Linked DNA regions of Homo sapiens: region 2 is linked to region 1. The links are chromatin loops, found by intact Hi-C in ENCODE. Cell type or tissue: adrenal gland. All regions are shown on one strand.

Evidence for each region. Hi-C counts contacts between places; a loop is a spot of excess contacts. Peaks named below come from ENCODE experiments on the same cell type or tissue, not always from the same donor. Only the 100,000 strongest peaks of a DNase experiment are listed, where the experiment ranks them.
Region 2: it touches region 1 in a loop (5-fold over the local background); 91 of 110 quality-filtered maps call a loop at or near these places.

The regions. Positions count from the first base shown.
Region 1 is chr2:226,801,359-226,803,858 of GRCh38, reverse strand. It overlaps a transcript of RHBDD1 not described here. Among named protein-coding and RNA genes, the nearest start is that of IRS1, 2.8 kb to the right of the region's middle. In adrenal gland, a CTCF peak has its summit at 1,155 (motif pointing right); no DNase peak of the experiment used is centred here; H3K4me3 peaks cover 487 bases; H3K27ac peaks cover 365 bases.
Region 2 is chr2:225,659,324-225,661,823 of GRCh38, reverse strand. All of the region lies in intron 7 of NYAP2 (neuronal tyrosine-phosphorylated phosphoinositide-3-kinase adaptor 2), which reads right to left. Among named protein-coding and RNA genes, the nearest start is that of NYAP2, 260 kb to the right of the region's middle. In adrenal gland, a CTCF peak has its summit at 1,183 (motif pointing right); a DNase peak (open chromatin) is centred at 1,193.

The DNA of each region.
Region 1 (2,500 bases):
CCTGATCTAGCCGATTTACAAGCCAAGTGTGACTTTTCAGCTCTCTTTTAATTGGCCTATTTTATATATTTTTAAATAAAACAGATGAAAGATTTTAATTACATGAGAAAACAAAGTTTTTAAGGGAAGAGGCACCTTTCAGATTCCCAAATTGCACTGTCTGTAACTGATAATGTTTATGTCAGAAGGCAGTTGGTTGTTATGTGATCTCATTTGCCCTGTGCCTATTTTTTCCACAAAAGAGATCATAGTGCTCTGCAATTGTGTTCATCTGCCATTTTCGATGTAAGTTTCCTGTGGGCAGCATGTCTTTGATATCTAAATCCTCAGTGTCCAGCCTAGTGCCTAACACAAGTAGGTGTTCCAAAAAACTTGAGTGGGAAAAAATAATTGCCATTTATCTGAGTTATAGCCCATTTCAAGTTCAAGCTTAAGGCTCCTCTCTTCTGTAAAAATTAAGTAGTTATTTCATCCATCATGAAAGTAAATACCACTTGTTATTTGACATCTCTCTCTCTCTCTCTCACACACACACACACACACACACACATTTTAGTCATCAACTATTGTTATTTTGTACTCTCTTATTACCCCATCAAAGCTGTAAGAAGCTGTCTTTTTATCTATTTCATATTGCCTTGCAGAGTAAGCATTCAAATGCTTATTACTATTGAGCCATCTTAAAATAAAAACAGATCTTAAAGTGAGAAAATCCACATTCAATTGTCCTTCAAGCACTGTTCTAAATTGCCAAAATTAATTCTAAGAGACGCCAGTATTTAAATAGCTCCTCCAGTTATGACCCATACATCTTAAGGAAAACATATGTTTTGATACAAAAAGTGTTTTATAATTTTGAAATGTTTAGTTTTACATCCACCCAACTCAAGCACTTTACAGATATATGTAATAATCTATAAATTTTGCATTATTTTCCTGATAGTATCATACATAAACCAATAACTCAATTTTAAAGCTAGTTGTAGACCTATTGCCCCAAAGTGCGTCCATAGCATGTAAACCCTTAACTCCTTGAATTAGGACTGTATTAGTGACATCAACGTAGCTGTTGCAATGTTGTGATGAAATCACTATTTTAGCCCTCTTTTAAAATGAACCTTAGCATATTACACAAATCGGCTCTAACTCTCCTATAGATGGCAGCATTGAGCAACAGATTTTGGTAATAGCTTGTTCTTCTGTTCCGTGAATTTTCAGTGGGGAGTAAATTTTTCATACAGTGTATTTCATTACAATACACCAAAAGACTAATTTAGCTTAGGTGACAGAATAATACCCATACCTGCTCAGCATTACTTCAGTGAGTTCCCACAAACGCGTCTCTTTCTATTCTATATATTACATGAACCAAATGTAAATGAATTTCCAGTTAGCCCATTAATAAAACAATTGTAGAGAACAATTGAATTTACTGTAGTATAATTATAACAAATATTAACCACCTTTAAATTGGTAGTAAAACATCAGCAAGTAGAAAAAATGGCACTAATATCCTATGATCAGTGATTATCTTCCATAGGAAACCCATTGGTCTGAACATAATTTGTCACAGCAGTGAGGCTTATTTCATAATTTTTATCGAATATTTAGCAACTGAAATTGTGTTTTTTAAAGCAGAAATGCTTTAACACTGAGAGATATATTTTTTAAAAGGTTTATTATCATAATTAGCTTTTTATGATCAAAATCCTTCCTATGAAGATAATTGTGAGGTACGTGCAAATAAATTTTCCAACCCTCCCCTCCTTCCAGAAAAGAGTATTTTTCCCCCATAGAGGTACAGTACCTTTATTTAGCTTTTTTTGGGGGGTGGGGGGTGGAGGGACGGAGGTAGGGACAGGGCCATTTGAAAAGTAAATGTCCATGGATTTGATTTGTTGTCTTACAAAATGTTAATTACTCCACTACCCCCATCCCAGCGCTAAACATCAAACCTGTGAAAAGCCCTTTGGCCTTATCTGGATTACATTGTTACTAGTAAACAACCCTTTTATAATCTCTCTTTTTTCTTGTCTAGGGTAAAACCAGGCACACAGTTACACTTTTCCACCAACTTCAGGCTTCTTTATTCTGCACCTCCCTGCCCTACCCCCTGTAAGGCACTCTATACCCCCAGAATTTCGGTCACTGTGAGTGCCGCCTCGCTTCCATTTCCAAATATCTGCTATTAATAGCCTTGCTGTAGTGGGCACGTGTGCCCACATCACCAAGCTGTCAGAGGAAAAGAAGGGAGGGCTTTCAATTCAACATGTGTACTCAAATTATAGATTAACCAGGTTTAGATGAGGCTGCATGACGACCGGGAACAGGAAGGGGAGAGGAGAAACGAGAGGCTCCCAGGCTTGGGTGGGGAGGAGCCCCTCTGCAGATGCCCAATCCCCCTAATTTACGTATCGCACACCCCTGAATGGCGCCTATGGTTCTTTTTCTCCTTCATCATCATCATCTTCTTTTTCTTTTTTTACTACGCTTTGCAACC
Region 2 (2,500 bases), 1.1 Mb after region 1:
TGAACCCAAAAGGTGGAAGTTGCAGTGAGCAGAGATCATGCCACTGCACTCCGGCCTGGGTGACAGAGCTAGACTCCGCCTCAGAAAAAAAAAAAAAGAGAGAGCAAATTCAAAAAGGAAGTTATATATGAGGCAACTATGCATAAAGCAGGGGTTTGATAGATAGAACTACCTGGTTTTATATCTTACATCCATAAAGCCACTCACTGGTTATAAGACCTTCAATAGGTAACAGAAACTGTTTAGCCAAAAATTTTATCATCAGTGAAACGGGTATAATATTACCTACTTCAAAAGTGTGCTGTAAGAACAACATTAGATAATACAGCATTCTGAGCACTCTGGCAAACACATAAGAAGCTCTCAACAAAAGCTATTTTAGGAATCCAATTTATCTGGAGAAGTGTTTTCAACCTGAAGGATAATGTTCATTTGCAGCACAGAATGAAGAATGAAGATTTGTCCAGCAGGTGAGCTGGGTGCTAGTGCTAAAGATCTCTAGTGTTTCTTGAGTAAAAAACTCATGGCAAAGACATATTTATTATTCTGAATGAAGGGTACTGCCACTCTGAGCCAGTACTAACAGCATGTAAACATTTATTCCTAATGCACATGCAATTTAAGTTGGAGGTAAATTTACCCACAAGTTAGCAAGAATACTATTTTCCGGAAAGACTCTCAAGCTATCTGTTTCAAACATGTTAATGGAAAACAAAAGAAATCAAGAAGGAATTTTTCCATTTAACCAGTCATGCTTTTTTCTGTTCTTTTCCTTTTCAGTTGGCAAAAGAGGGATAATGATCTCCTTTCCTGGAAACTCAGGTTGAATTAAGGGATTTACAATGCACAGAAGATGTCATAAATCCTAATGAAAACAGCTGCACATATTCATAAATAATGCATAGCACTCTGAGATCAGTAGCTGTGATTCATTTTTCCCCTAAGTATTATTTTTAAAGGCATACTATTTAAAAGTTAGAGAACCTAAAATTGCAAGATTAAAGTAACGAAAAAAATTCAAAACAAAAATCATCAGCAGATTTTGTCATAGATTTCTACAGGCGTTTTGCTTATTATCCCAAACAACGCATACATCTTCTGTGTCATAAAACAGTTTTGTTTGATTCAATTTTTGAAAGCCAAGTATAGATTCCAAAGTGCGCTACAGACGCTAGGTGGCGCCATGTATCCACCTAGTGTTATGCTGTGTTTCCACAGGCTGAGTTGGCCCGCCCCATCTGAAGCCAGACATTCGTTTTAATAGTTAAATCGATACATTTTATAATGTGAATGGTTGCAGGCATTAAAAAAAATAGGCATTTAAAACTGGTATGTGGAATCTTTAAGTAAATGCTGAGGTTGGCAAAAAAAAAAAAAAAAAATGTATCCTGTGTCTCTAATACCTGCTGTCCCGACCCTAGCAGATAATAGCTTCCTATATAGACTTAATGTTTTCATTGTATTTTCTCCTACCTTAATTCAAAGAGGTGAGTAAGTAGTATTGGGGGCAGGAGAGCTGACAGTTCTGAAATGCTACCTGTAGCCAATTTCTACGTACTTTGCCTCCAACCCACATATGAGACCTACAAGGTAAGAAGAAATGCCAGACCTAAACTCCCTATTACATGGTAAATAACTTAGTAACTAATTTTGTAATTGTGAAAGAAGGAGTAATGAATATAATGGGCTCTAGGGGGGTACCAAGGACAAGGTGGGGGAAATCAATTTGCCCCAGGTGCAGGCAATAAGGAGATGCACTGTCTACAGAGAACTTAAAACCAGTGATAGAACCAACTAGAAATCTGTCTGCTTTTTCTTATCACCATGCACTAGCAGTTGTATACCAGCTTGGGGATAGTGGGGTGGACCAATCATTCCTTCAGTGACTACTGCCTTTGGAATAACACTGACTGAACTACTTTTCTCTTTAGAATTTTCCAGCAAGCAGAAAAATTGAATTTTTTGGAAAGAGGAAAAACTGTTAGGAAAAGGAGAAAGAATTAATATTTTTTTCCCACAAGTAATGTCTGTCCAGGACTTTACACACCTATGTTATCTCATTAATCCTCAACAACAACCCCAGACTCAGAAAGGTTCAGCAACATATTCCAGGTCTTACAGCCACTAACCAGTAGAGCCAGGATTCTAATAAATCTTTACTTCCTGTAAGTCTCATATCTATCTCAGGTTTTTGTCTATCTCAGGTTTTTGACTGGTTAATATCAGGTTCTGAGTGGTAAATCTCAGGTTTTTGAGTGGTTAATGTCATAGCCTTTGACATTTAATAAATACAAAACTTTGGATAAGCTATGTAACCTTACTCACTTTGGTATCCTTGGTTGTGATGTGGGATAATAATAGTACCCATCAGTGAGGACTGTAGGGAACACACCTACAATGATGCAGGCATGCTCCGAGCCCAGTCCTGGCACATGGTAAGCACATGAGAGGTGACAAAAATGGCACATCATGTTCATTATGCAAACTTCACCTAAGAACC